Linked DNA regions of Mus musculus: region 1 is linked to region 2. The links are chromatin loops, found by intact Hi-C in ENCODE. Cell type or tissue: heart. All regions are shown on one strand. Links, peaks and the distances in the headings refer to the core of each region. The heading gives the core; the rest is flanking DNA.

Region 1 (7,739 bases), core at 1,604-6,603, 51 kb after region 2:
TTTTGATTGCACTACAAACCCATACACTTCATTTTGATCATGGATTCATCAGACCCTGTCTCAAAGAATTATTTTTAACAATCCACACCTTTATCTATTATAAACTTGTTGTTTAGCTGATGCTCAAAGTCACTGCTGACTGTTTCAGGAATGAGATAAAGTTTCCTGAAGCAATTGAAGCATCATTCTGGGTCTTTAGAGGATGGCAGGACTTGCAAGGGTTTTTTAGCATTTTTCCTCACCTGAGAAAAGAATTTAATGGCTTTTTTTGAAGGTCCAACTTTTGTAAGCATAGGTAAAATAGATAAAAGCAATAAAATGCGAAATAGCTTTGTACTTCTAAAAATGACAGGACCCTTTGGTTTTCTGAAAGAACCAGAGCTGGGGCTGCACACAGGGCCGAGCACCATGGAAAACAAGGTGTGAAGACATAGGAAAGCACCACTGCAGCTGGAGGGTAAACACACACACACCTACACACACACACATATATATACACAAGTACACACATACATATACACACATACACATATACACATCCATACACATATACACATACACATACATGCATATACATACACACATAGACATACACACATACAGACATACATACACACATAGACACATACACACATATTCATATACACATACAAATACAGATACACACACATACTCATACACACACATACACATACACACACATATACATATACATGTACACACACATACAGACATTCACATACATATACACACACATACACATCCATCCATACACACACATACACACACATACACATACACATACACATACACATACACATACACATACACATACACATACACATACAAATACAAACATACACACACACATACACATCCATACATATACACACACATACACATACATATACACACAAACACACATACACATACACACACACACTGGAGCTGAGGTGCACACAGAGCAGCCCACTACTCTTGGGGAACACACACATGCATCAAGGCAACACTGGGGCAGAGGGTACACACATAACAATGTACCACTGAGCTGAAGAGTTGACATACACCTAGCAGCACTCCACTGGAAATATTCACTGCCTAACCTGGCTTGGCTGAGATCCTAACTGTCCTCAAGAAGATAAGTGCTAAAGTCTTGGTTAGTCTGTGACTCCTCTGGAAGATGGTTGGACATTCTGCAAATCGCCCTAGTTTTAGTGAGTTAGGTTTGGACACAGAGCACAGCAATGGGTCTTGGCAGACCAGACCCCTCCCTTCTGCTTCCTGGTTATCAGAAGGTGACTGACTTTACCTCACCACATGCTCCTTGCCATTTATGTCCTGGCTTGTGTCAGACCACAAAGCAGTGTTGTCCACTGACCATGGATTGAGTCTCTAAGGCATGAATCAAAATAACTTTTATTCCAAAAAGGTTGATTTGTCAAAAGTATTTGGCCACATTGATAGAAAATGAACACATTTGCTTTTCACTGTGGAAAGTGAGAAAATTATGCAAATGCAGAGTGAGTTCATTAATTTAGGCTGAGCATTTGCAGACAATGATCTTTCCACACTGTTCATTTTATTTTATTTTATTTTATTTTATTTTATTTTATTTTATTTTATTTATTTTATTTTATTTGTAGCTTCCCATAAGCCTGAAGCAGGCTAAGCCAGAACTTGACCTTGCTGCCACTAAGGAGATTATCTAGGGTGGAACCTTCCTGCCTAGATCACTCTATTGTTCTGCCACTGCCACTGTCAAGATACTGCTACCTGCTGAGAGGCCTCAGAGCTCTTCTGGAGACTATGCCCTATCCTGCATGTCATCACCTGCAGCTGGTTCCAGGCTCCAAGGATGAATTGTCGTGGAATGGCCTTTAATAAAGCGTGTCTGTCATTAAAAATCTGAACCATGAACAGACTAGCATGTCTTGGTTCCATTATTTCTCAACCCGCCTAGGCTCCCTCTTTTCTTCCAGATTCCAAGATGCCTTCCAGGCTCAAACCTGGACATGTGAGCAGCTGGCCGGCCCCAACATTTATTTTATTTTATTTTATTTTATTTTATTTTATTTTATTTTATTTTATTTTAGCTTAGTTTAGTTTAGTTTTTTCCACATTATGTTTTTGTCTCTGCTTAGTGTTTGGGATGAGTAAGCATACCTTTTCAATTCGTGCCTGCATTGCACAGGGAAAACAGTCCGAAGATGGATCAAATGGCATGTGGCAATCCTGCAATCTCAGACAGACATGTAACATTACCTCTTTGGAGCAAACCATTACTATAAATCAATCATCAGCTACTTTTAAGAAAGCCTCAAATTGCAGAGTAGGCTAATAAGGAACACAGAAAGGTAGGGGTAAGGAAAATAGAGGGAAGGTAGTTTTTTTTTTTTTTTTTTTAATAAAGAATTATGTCTGGCTTCTCTTGTATTACTGAAGCTAATGAGAGGAGATTGAAGCTACTCTTAGTATAGTAAAATTATTCAATTTGAAGTGATAGATATATTAATTATCCTGTATTGATGCTTGCTTACTGTATTTATATACTAAGATAGTACACAATAGTCCACAAATATGAATACTTACTATGTCTGATTTTCTTTTAAATCTCTTTTGAATGGCAGCTTAAAAATATGTCCACCAAGCCCAATATCGTGGGTTTTCACAGCACAGAAGTTGGAGTGAGGCATTCTAGTGTGGATCTAAACTCTTCATTCTCCAGCCTGAAATCTCTTTGCTGGGAACTCCATACAATAACCTTTGTCGAAACTATTTATGCATTATAGATTTCTGCTCATCTGGTTATTTGTTTAATCTTTCTGTAGGGAGAAAACATTTCTGATTCTTTGTTTTCCCTTCGAAAAATCCTGATCTCTCAGCTCTTGGCATATGTTATGCCCTGTTTCTTCTCAATGGTTTTGAAGTATAAAAATGAGCAGCTGGATAATGAACTATAAAAAAAGACATCACTCTGAGATGAGCCACATGACCTCCCTCAGAACAGGTCCCATCAAGAACAACAGGAAGGTGGTGGGAAGGTCTTGAATCCCACTCTCATGAATTCTCATGATATGATCAAAAAGGTAACTTGACACATCACCTCTGATATATACATTGTTTCAGAAACTGGAGGACCACAGACCCAAAGGCTAGAAAGTCCCAAGAGTTGCTCATCACCTGGTAGCTAGAACCAGCTACTTGCTGGTTTGTTCTAGGTAGGAATGGGATCCTGTGTTCTGGTAACCTGTTACCTACTCCTTGCTTTCTCTGAGAGAGTAAACAGCACACCTATCTGACTCCATGTCCATACATTGGGTGTATGGTGAGTTGCTGGGGGTTTTTAGTAGCAAATGAACTCCATAACTGAGCAGTAACTTGGAGAAATCTATGAGACTAGGCTCAGGTTCTGACTTGGAAAAGCTTGGGGAACCTTGACTTGAGTCACATCTGTTGCATTCAGCAGCCAAAATGAATCTAGGTGAAATGAGTCCCCAATGAGGCCTAATCCTGTTGCCAGACTCTGAGATGACCAAGTCAAATGTCTGAGTTATAGGCAAGTAAGTGCAAATTGTAATCTGTAAATCTGTCCCAGGACAGCATGGATCCCTCCCACCTAATAAGTGGGGCAGGAATCTGCTCATGGTCAGCAGTGCAGGAGGAAATCATCTGGAACTACCCACATTTACATAAGAGAAGCTAAGTTTGCTCTCAAAGGGCCATTTTGACAAGAGAGATAAGGTGCTCTGTGTTTCATAATTGTAAATCCTTGGATTCAAGTCAATGTAGAATCCTACCGAGGTGGCAGCACCTGGCACTAATATAAGGCACTGAGCTCAAGTCCCTGTGCACCTCTGCACCTCACCAGGCTTCAGTCATGAGGATCCATTACCTTCTTTTTGCATTTCTCCTGGTGCTGCTGTGTCCACTTGCAAGTGAGTCAGGGAGTAGGGTGGTTCCAAGGTAAAAAGAGATAGCTCCCTACAGTGTGTGTGTGTGTGTGTGTGTGTGTGTGTGTGTGTGTGTGTGTGTGTGTGTGTGTCTGTCTCTTTTTCTGTGTGTGCCTTTGGCTCCATCTCTCCATAGATGTATGTCTCTTTCTGTTTTTCTGTGAGTTCATGTCAGTCAGTCTTTCTGTATATGCTTATGCTTGTCTTTCTGTTATGTAGTCACCTCTCTGTCTCTGTGTAAGTCTCTCATGCTTTTCCTCTTCTATAGTTATTACCTTCCCTCTTTTTCTTTCTTTCTTCCAAGCTCATTTCAGACAATGTGTATTGTGTAACTGCTAACATGAACTAAGAATACATCTTTTTGCCTTGAAGGAGCCTAAGGTAGACTCATTCTGAGTCTACAGAATGCAGTCCTTGACTTCCATTTCCTCACTCCTGCTGCTAAGCTTAAGATAATGAAACCAGTCTCTTAAAGGTAGTGTAAATATAATAACATGAAGAATTTTGGATTCTTATCTGAAAAAAATGGTATTCATTTTTTATCTTTATATTTAAGGTGTAGATTCTCTGCTTACTCTAGAGAATCCTTCAGAATAATCATCCCATCCTCTATCTGAGAACTTCCTGAAACCCTACCCCTATGGTTAAACACTCACTGTCTACAGGGGTAATCAGGCTCAGAGCTCAGGGAGGCTATGAAACACAGCTTCTCAAACTCTGCCTAAACTGTATTTTGTGGAAAATATATAATTTATATTCTTTTAAATTATGTGTACATATATGGATCTGTGTATATGTAATTTCTTTCATTTTGTTGCTGGGTTCTGGTTTACAGAGGAGAATCTGTGTTCCATGAGATATATACATATTAACTCTGTCTGACATTTATATGAATGTAAATAAGCAGGGAAGGTGGAAAAGTGAAGGATAACTTTAAGACTTAATCTCAAACATTGGAAGCTATCAAAAAAGTTCATTTTTTTCTTTTTTTCTTCTTCTTCTTTTTTTTAATGAGGTTTATTTATTTATTTATTTTTATTTGAACTTAAACTAAAGCCATCAAACTTCTCAGCACAAAGGTAATATGGCAACCCCCAAGAAAAAGACATAAGCTTCATTTATCCAGTTGTATTACTTCTACTTAAGAAAGTACAAGATTATTTCAGCCACTCAGGGCCCTGCTGGAGCTCTGACTAGAGACAATTGTCTACTAATTACTCAGGAGAAGGTTAATGAGACCACTGTCTACCTCTTAGCAATAATCCAATCAACTAAGCTAGCCTTACACTCACCTAAGACCTTCTTTTTTAAAAAATTTTTTATTAGGTATCTTCCTCATTTACATTTCGAATGCTATCCCAAATGTCCCCCATACCCACCCCCCCACTCCCCTACCCACCCACTCCCCCTTTTTGGCCCTGGCATTCCCCTGTACTGGGGCATATAAAGTTTGCAATTCCAATGGGCCTTTCTTTCCAGTGATGGCCGATTAGGCCATCTTTCGATACATATGCAGCTAGAGACAAGTGCTCCGGGGTACTGGTTAGTTCATAATGTTGTTCCACCTATAGGGTTGCACTTCCCTTTTGCTCCTTGGGTACTTTCTCTAGCTCCTCCATTGGGGGCCCTGTGATCCATCCAATAGCTGACTGTGAGCATCCACTTCTGTGTTTGCTAGGCCCTGGCGTAGCCTCACAAGAGACAGCTATATCAGGGTCCTTTCAGCAAAATCTTGCTAGTGCATGCAATGGTGTCAGCGTTTGGAAGCTGATTATGGGATGGATCCCTGGATATGGCAATCAATAGATGGTCCATCCTTTCATCACAGCTCCAAATTTTGTCTCTGTAACTCCTTACATGGGTGTTTTGTTCCCAATTCTTTTTTTTTTATTTTATTATTATTTTTTCCATTTTTTATTAGGTATTTAGCTCATTTACATTTCCAATGCTATACCAAAAGTCCCCCATACCCACCCACCCCCACTCCCCTACCCACCCACTCCCCCTTTTTGGCCCTGGCGTTACCCTGTACTGGGGCATATAAAGTTTGCGTGTCCAATGGGCCTCTCTTTCCAGTGATGGCCGACTAGGCCATCTTTTGATACATATGCAGCTAGAGTCAAGAGCTCCGGGATACTGGTTAGTTCATAATGTTGTTCCACCTATAGGGTTGCAGATCCCTTTAGCTCCTTGGGTACTTTCTCTAGCTCCTCCATTGGGAGCCCTGTTATCCATCCATTAGCTGACTGTGAGCATCCACTTCTGTGTTTGCTAGGCCCCGGCATAGTCTCACAAGAGACAGCTACATCTGGGTCCTTTCGATAAAATCTTGCTAGTGTATGCAATGGTGTCAGCGTTTGGATGCTGATTATGGGGTGGATCCCTGGATATGGCAGTCTCTACATGGTCCATCCTTTCATCTCAGCTCCAAACTTTGTCTCTGTAACTCCTTCCATGGATGTTTTGTTCCCACTTCTAAGGAGGGGCATAGTATCCACACTTCAGTCTTCATTTTTCTTGAGTTTCATGTGTTTAGGAAATTGTATCTTATATCTTGGGTATCCTAGGTTTTGGGCTAATATCCACTTATCAGTGAGAACATATTTTGTGAGTTCCTTTGTGAATGTGTTACCTCACTCAGGATGATGTCCTCCAGGTCCATCCATTTGCCTAGGAATTTCATAAATTCATTCTTTTTAATAGCTGAGTAGTACTCCATTGTGTAAATGTACCACATTTTCCGCATCCATTCCTCTGTTGAGGGGCACCTGAAAAAAATGTTCAACATCCTTAATCATCAGGGAAATGCAAATCAAAACAACCCTGAGATTCCACCTCACACCAGTCAGAATGGCTAAGATCAAAAAATTCACGTGACAGCAGATGCTGGCGTGGATGTGGAGAAAGAGGAACACTCCTCCATTGTTGGTGGGATTGCAAGCTTGTATAATCACTCTGGAAATCAGTCTGGCATTTCCTCAGAAAAGTGGACATAGTACTACCGGAGGATCCTGCAATACCTCTCCTGGGCATATATCCAGAATATGTCCCAGCCGGTAAGAAGGACACATGCTCCACTATGTTCATAGCAGCCTTATTTATAATAGCCAGAAGCTGGAAAGAACCCAGATGCCCCTCATTTTTTTCTTTAGGTTTCAATTGTAAGTTATTTAGGAATCAAGTTATCCTTAAGCAAGTCCTATTTCCAGAGATTTAGGTTCAATACTTAGTTTAAAATAGGTACCTGGAAGTTAAAATACCTTAGTTAAAAATAGGAAGATGGCTCAGTGATTAAATGCACTTGTGCAAGCATGAAGATCTGGTATCCATGTAGAAGCAGAGAGAGCCTCTGGTGCACATCTGTAATGCTAGTAGTAAGATTCAAGAGGCACACAGGAGAGCCAGCCAGCCAATCCCACTGGTTTCAGGTTCAGTGAGATACTCTGTCTCAAACAATGAGGTAGAGAGGAATTGATGAACATGTCTTAGGCCAACCTCTGGTTTCTCTATGTGTGTGCACAGATGCACATTCATGTGGACAGTCACAATGTCTGTTTCAGATACTAGAACAAGGGTCTTGTGTGTAGAAAAGCAAAGGCAGGGCTGCTGAGAAGCAGTTAGGGACTCACAGAGAATCTTTCCTGCCCTCCTGCCTGCTAGTCCTGAAAACTCCAATCAGTCATGGGTGGAGCATTTGAGTCCTAGGAAAACCCAGCACCCCCTCTACACTGCAACAGTGGCAGTCTCTATCAAGAATTGGATTGAGCCCTGCTAAAATAGACATCCCTG
Region 2 (7,739 bases), core at 1,897-6,896:
TTGACACACACCTAGCAGCACTCCACTGGAAATGTTCACTGCCTAACCTGGCTTGGCTGAGATCCTAACTGTCCTCAAGAAGATAAGTGCTAAAGTCTTGGTTAGTCTGAGACTCCTCTGGAAGATCGTTGGAAATTCTGCAAATTGCCCTAGTGTTAGTGAGTTAGGTTTGGACACAAAGCACAGCAATGGGTCTTGACAGACCAGACCCCTCCTGTCTGCTTCCTGGCTATCAGAAGGTGACTGACTTTACCTCACCACATGCTCCTTGCCATTTTTAGTGTGGCTTGTGAAAGACCACAAAGCAGTGGTGCCCACACACCATGGATTGCGTTTCTAAGGCTTGAGTCAAAATAACTTTTATTCCATCAAGGTTCAGTTGTCAAATGTGTTTGGCCACATTGATAGAAAATGAGTACATTTGCTTTTTACTGTGGAAAGTGAGAAAATTATGCAAATGCAGAGTGAGTTTATTAATTCAGGCTGAGCATTTGCAGGCAACGATCTTTCCACATTCTTTATTTTATTTTAGTTTATTTTAGTTTAGTTTAGTTTTTTTCCACATTACGTTTTTGTCTGTGCTTAGTGTTTGTGATGAGTAAGCATACTTTTTCAATACATGCAGGCATTGCACAGGGAAAAAAGTCTGAAGATGGGTCAGATGGCACGTGGCAATCCTGCAATCCCAGACAGACATGCAACAGTACCTCTTTGGAGCAAACCATTACTATAAATCAATCATCAGCTGCTTTTAAGAAACCCTCAAATTGCAGAGTAGGCTAATAAGGAACAGAGAAAGGTAGGGGTAAGGAAAATAGAGGGAAGTTAGTGTTTTTCTTTTCTTTTTTTAATAGAATTATGCCTGGCTTCCATTGTATCACTGAAGCTAATGAGAGGAGATTGAAGCTACTCTTAGTATAGTAAAATTATTCAATTTGAAATGATAGATATATTAATTATCCTGTATTGATCCTTGCCTACTGTATTTATATACTGAGATAGTATACAATAGCCCACAAATATGAATACTTACTGTGTCTGATTTTCTTTTAAATCTCTTCTGAATGCCAGTTTCAAAATATGTCCTCTAAGCCCAATACCATGGATTGTCACAGCACATCAGTGAGAGTGAGGCATTCTAGTGTGGGTCTAAACTCTTCATTCTCCAACCTCAAATGTCTTTGCTGGAGACGCCATACAATAGCCTTTGTCAATGCATTATAGATTTCTGCTCATTTGTTTAATCTTCCTGTAGGGAGGGAAAAATTCCTGATTTATTTAAGTTATTTTCCATTAGATAAATACTCATTTCTCAGCTCTTGGCATGTGTTATGCCCTGTTTCTTGTCAATTATTTTAGAGTACAAAAATGAGCAGCTGGGTAATGAACTATAAAAGAGAAATCACTCTGAGATGAGCCACATGGCCTCCCCTTAGGGAGGAGGGACCTGTTCTTAACAGGTCCCATCAAGAACAACAGGAAGGTGGTGGGAAGTATTGGTGTCCCATTGTCATGAATTCTCATGATATAATCCAAAAGGTAACTTGACACCTCACCTCTGATACATACATTGTTTCAGAAACTGGAGAACCACAGACCCAAAGGCTAGCAATTCCCAAGAGCTGCCCATCACCTGGTAGCTAGAACCAGCTACTTGCTGTTTTCTTCTAGGTAGGAATGGCGCCTTGTGTTCTGGTAACCTGTTACTAACTCATTGCTTTCTCTGAAAGAGGAAACAGTACACTGTTCCTCCCTGTCCATCTTGCCTTATGTCCATCACATTGGGTGTATGGTGAGTTTCTGGAGGTTTTTAGTAGGAAATGAACTCCATTACTGAGCAGTAACTTGGAGAAATTTATGAGACTAGGCTCATGTTCTTACTTGGAAAAGCTTGGGGAACGTTTGGTCACATGTGTTACATGCAGCAGCCCAAATGACTCTAGGTGAAATGAGTCCCCACTGAGGCCTAATCTTGTTGCCAGACTCTGAGATGACCAAGTCAAATATCTGAGGTATAAACAAGTAAGCTCCAATTGTAACCAGTAAGTCTGTCCCAGGACAGCATGGGTCCCGCTCACCTAAGAAGTAGGGCAGGAATCTGCTCATGGTCAGCAGTGCAGGAGGAACTCCTCTGGGGATCCTCACATTTGCATAAGAGACTCTGAGTGTGCTCTCAAAGGGCCAATTTGACAAGAGAGATAAGATGCTCTGTGTTTCATAATTTTACGTCCTTGCATCCTAGTCAGTGTAAAATCCTAACGAGGAGGTAGCACATAACACTATATAAGGCACTGAGCTCAAATCCCTCTGCATCTGTGCCCCTCACCAGGCTTCAGCCATGAAGATCCATTACCTTCTCTTTGCATTTCTCCTGGTGCTGCTGTCTCCACTTGCAGGTGTGTCAGGGGAGTACGCGGTCCCAAAGTAAAAAGAGATAGCTCCCTACAGTGTGTGTGTGTGTGTGTGCGCGTGTGCGTGTGTGTGTGCGTGTGTGTGTGTGTTCCTGTCTCTTTTTCTGTGTGTGCCTTGGGCTCCACCTCTCCATATATATATGTCTCACTCTTTCTGTTTTTCTGTGGGTGCATGTCTGTCAGTCTTTCTGTATATGCTTATGCCTGTCTTTCTGTTATGTGTTCATCTCTCTGTCTCTGTTTCAGTCTCTCATACATTTCCTCTTCTACAGTTATTCCCTTCCTTTTTTTTCTTTCTTTCTTCTAAGCTCATTTCAGACAATGTGTATTGTGTAACTGCTAACATAAGCCAAGAATACTTCTTTTTGACTTCCAGGAGCCTCAGGTAGATTCATTCTGAGCTCATCTGCAGTCCTTGCCTTCCATTTCCTAACTCTTGCCACTAAACTTGAGATTATGGAATGATTCTTTTGTAAATAATAACATGGATATCCAGAAGATGTTCCAACTGGTAAGAAGGACACATACTCCACTATGTTCATAGCAGCCTTATTTATAATAGCCAGAAGCTGGAAAGAACCCAGATGCCCCTTAATAGAGGAATGGATACAGAAAATGTGGTACATTTACACAATGGAGTACTACTCAGCCATTAAAAAGAATGAATTAATAGAATTCCTAGGCAAATGGATGGACCTGGAGGGCATTATCCGGAGTGAGGTAACTCAATCACAAAAGAACTCACATAATATGTACTCACTGATAAGTGGACATTAGCCCAGAAACTTAGAATACCTAAGATATAAGTTACAATTTGCAAAACATATGAAACTCAAGAAGAACGAAGACCAAAGTGTGGACCCTTTGCCCCTTCTTAGAAGTGGGAACAAAACACTCATGGAAGGAGTTACAGAGGCAAAGGTTGGAGCTGTGATGAAAGGATGGACCATCTAGGGACTGCCATACCCGGGGATCCATCCCATAATCAGCCTCCAAACACTGACACCATTGCATACACTAGCAAGATTTTGCTGAAAGGACCCTGATATAGCTGTCTCTTGTGAGGCTATGCAGGGGCCTAGCAAACACAGAAGTGGATGCTCAGTCAGCTATTGGATGGATCACAGGCCCCCCCCAATGGAGGATCTAGAGAAAGTACCCAAGGAGCTAAAGGGGTCTGCAACCCTATAGGTGGAACAACAATATGAACTAACCAGTACTCCTCGGAGCTCGTGTTGCTAGCCACATATATATCAGAAGATGGCCTAGTCTGCCAACATTGGAAAGAGAGGCCCCTTTGTCTTGCAAACTGTATATACCTCAGTACAGGGGAATGCCAGGGCCAAGAAGTGGGAGTGGGTGGATAGGGGAGTGTGGGGGGGAGGGTATGCGGGACTTTTGGGATAGCATTGAAAATGTAAATGGAGAAAATACTTAATTAAAAAAACAAAAAAATAATAACATGAAGAATTTTGGATTCTTACCTGAACAGAAAGGTGTTTGTTTACTAATCTTTATATTTAAGGTGTCGATTCTCTGATACTCTAGAGAATCCTCCAGAATAATCATCCCAGCCTCTATCTGAGAACTTCCTGAAACCCTACCCCTATGGAAGATCCTTAAACACACACTGTCTACAGGGACAATCAGGCTCAGAGCTCAGGGAGGCTATGAAGCACAGCTTCTCAAACTCTGCCTAAACTGTATTTTGTGCAAAATATATAATTTTATATTCTTTCAAATTATGTGTACATATATGGATCTGTGTATATGAATGTGCCAGGCACTACAGTAATCACAGAGGTCATAAAGGAACATCCAGTCTCTCAGAGTTGGAATTATAGGCACATATGGGCTGCCTGATATGGTACTAGGAAGTTATCTCAGGTCTTCTGTAGGAGTGGTATGCTCTCCTAACTGCTGAGCCATCTTTCCAGGCTCTAAGTTTATTTCATCCTTCACATTAGGTAAACAGAAGGAAAAGGATACACAGTTCAAGAGAGGGAGGTAAAGCAAATAAGAGAGTATTTGAACGAATGAAGTAAAGGCCTCAAACTGCATCAGACAGAAAATATAGAGATAGAAACATAATTTCACTCATTTTGTTGCTGGGTTCTGGTTCACAGAGGACATCTGTGTTCCATGAGATATACAGACACTATCTATGACTTTTAGAGAAATGTAAAGAAGGAAGGAGTGGGGAGAGCAAAGGATAAGTTTAAGACTTAATTTTAGACGTTGGATGCTATCAAAAAAGTTCATTTTTCTTTAGGTTTCCATTGTAAGTTACTTAGGAACCACGTTATCCTTAAGAAAGTTCTATTCCCCGAGATTTGGGTCCAATACTTAGTTTAAAATAGGTACCTAGAATTCAAAATACCTTAGTTAAAAATAGGAAGATGACTCAGTGAATAAATGCACTTTTGCAAGTATGAAGATCTAGCATCCATGTAAAAGCAGAGAGAGCATCTTGTGCACATCTGTACTGCTAGGACTAAGAATCACAGAGGCACACTCGTGAGTCAGCCAGCCAATTCCACTGATTTAGTTCCAGGTCCAGTGAGGAACTCTTTCTCAAACAACGAGGTAGAGAGAAATTGATGAACCTGTCTTAGGCCAGCCTCTGGCCTCTATATGTGTGTGTACACATGCACATTCATGTGCACAGTCACAGTGTCTGCTTCAGATACTAGAAGTAGGGACTTGTGTGTGGAAAAGCAAAGGCAGGGCTGCTGAGAAGCAGCTAGGGACTCACAAAGAGTCTTTTCTGAGCTCCTGCCTGCTGTACCTGAAAACTCCAGTCAGGGGTGGGGCAGACCCTTCAACATTTGGGTCCTAGGAAAACCAGCACCCCCTCTATACTGTAACAGTACCTGTCTCTATCAAGAATTGGATTCAGCCCTGCTAAAACAGACATCCCTGTTTGGGGGAAGAGCCTACTGGGATCTACTCATCATAAGAACACATTGGTATGTATTTCTGACCTGGCACTTTCAATTCTAATGTGTGGTTTTTCTTACTTATCTTTCAGCTTTAGCAAAACAATCAACAATCCAGTAAGTTGCTGTATGATTGGAGGCATATGCAGGTATCTGTGCAAGGGCAACATTCTTCAGAATGGCAGTTGTGGAGTTACTAGTCTCAACTGCTGCAAGAGAAAATAGAGAAGAAGTCAAAGATCCAGTGAACCAAAGAAAACAATTTGCACCTCCATGAAGATGAACAAAACATAAACTAAATTAAAGTTCCTTGATTAAATGCAAACGCATGTTGGTAAGAACTGTGTGAGCTCACAGTTTGTTTTCTCTTGCTCTGAATTCTAAAATCCTGGCAGAAGTCAATCAGTGACTCAAGTAGGGCTTTCTTATGGTTTCCAGCTATATTTATGGCTATCTGTTCCTGTCTCTGATATGCTAATTGATTTCCTGTAGCCAGCACACACAGCCATCCTGTCTGTCTTCTTCATCCCTTTGCCTGCTTAACCTCTTTGCTTCATCCATCCAATCCCAAGGCAAGACAAAGAAGGTCACCCCAGCTTCCCTTAAGCTTGTTCCTCTTAGTCAATTATGACTTGTGTGGTTATGTTTAAGACTTTAATGCACACTTTGGCTATGAGACCTCTTGAGTGGTGTTCCAGACTCTCTTATTCATTTATGTACTGACCACTGATGGGATATATTGCATCATGTTATTTTAATTGAATGGCCAAGTTGAGTCAGTGAGGGGCTTTCTTACATGTAGACATAAGACACAAGGAACTTGTGGAAAACAAGGCTTTATTGAAAGCAACAAGAAGGAAGAGCAGGGTAAAGAAAAACAAGGCTATGTTTAGTAAAGCAAAAGTTCAGAGTCTGTCCTAGGCCTGACCTTCCCATCAGTGTATTTACAGTATGATGGGCTCCCTGAATGGCTTGGGCAGGGCTTTTCAGTTAATGTGCATATAATTCATGCTCATGAGTATAATTAAGCTCCATTAGGATACTTCAGATTTTAAAAAATCTCTGTCCTAAAGAAGAAGTGAGACCCCAGAGAAAAGATATCTCACCTGGGTAGCTGCAACTGATTAAAGGAGTCCTTGTCACACGATTGACATGTAACAAAAGAATGTTGGCTGAAGACACATACCTTAATGCAGGGTATCATTAAATTTAAAGTAGGAGTCTGAAGACAAGGCACTGTCCATAAGCGTGTGCTGTGCAATCATACAGATATGAATGTGATTCAGAGCACCCATGTAATAAACCAGGGAACACAGCATGTCTGTACTCCTAGCCCTGGGGGATGTGATGGAGACCTGTGGATCTCCAAACTCAACAGCCAGCCTGCCAGAGCAAATGCACTACCACAGGTTCAATGGAAGATCCATCTCAAAAATGAAAATAGGAGGTGGACCTGCTGATGACATGGCTCCTCACTTAAGAGCACTCGCTGCTCAGGAGGACCTGGTCAGATTCCCAGAACCTAAGAGTCCTCTCATCACCTTCTGTAACTCCAGTTCTAGTGGATCTAGCCCTTTCTTTTGGCCTTCATAACAATCATATACACAGTACATACAGGAAAATACCAAACAAATAATAATAATAATAATTAATAATATATTAGACAGTGATTGAAGAAAACAATTTACCTTCTGCCTTTATACACATACATACATGTATTCACACACATAAACAAATGATGTGTAACACACATACACACACATGAAAGTAATTTAAAATATCCACAAATAATACAGTATTTGAGCTTTATACAAGGACAGCCTTTGACTTTTTCATTGTAGAATTTAACCCATACACTTCATTTTGATACCTGGCTCCCCAGACCCTGTCCTCAAGGAATTATTTTTATATTCCATATCATTATTGTTATACAGTTGTTGTTTATCTGATGCTCTAAGTCACTGCTGACTGTTGCAGGAGTGAGATGAACTTTCCTGCAACAAGGGAAGCATTATTCTGGGTCTTTAGAGGTTGGCCAGACTCGAAAGGGTTTTGTAGCAAATACCCTCACCTGAGAAAAGATGTTAATGGCTATTTTGGTTTTTTAAGGTAATGTCCTTGAAGGCATAGGTAAAATGTATCAAAGGAAAAAAAAGCTAAATAGCGTTTTAGTTCTAAAAATTACGTGGCCATTTGATGTTCTGATAGGACCAGAGCTTTTTGTATACAGGGCAGAGCACCAATGGAATTGGCCAGTGTTAGCATCAGAAACTGGTTACAGCCAGCCTCTGAAACCTGCAATGACATCATCCTAGAGGATAAGAGTCTTCTGTGTTCATTCCTATGGCAACCATAGCACCCCCCCCCCCCACCTTGTGTTACCTGCATC

Evidence for each region. Peaks named below come from ENCODE experiments on the same cell type or tissue, not always from the same donor. Only the 100,000 strongest peaks of a DNase experiment are listed, where the experiment ranks them.
Region 1: a loop joins it to region 2, with 20 times the contacts of the local background. A loop is called at or near these places in 7 of 42 quality-filtered maps.

The regions. Positions count from the first base shown.
Region 1 is chr8:19,296,800-19,304,538 of GRCm38, forward strand. It overlaps the pseudogene Defa-ps13. Among named protein-coding and RNA genes, the nearest start is that of Defb3, 7.3 kb to the left of the region's middle. In heart, for the core only: no CTCF peak of the experiment used is centred there; no DNase peak of the experiment used is centred there.
Region 2 is chr8:19,245,254-19,252,992 of GRCm38, forward strand. Defb5 (defensin beta 5) reads left to right here and starts at 2,339. Exons shown (of 2, transcript NM_030734.2): 1 at 2,339-2,400; 2 at 5,443-5,575. The coding sequence starts at 2,339. The coding sequence ends at 5,575. In heart, for the core only: no CTCF peak of the experiment used is centred there; no DNase peak of the experiment used is centred there.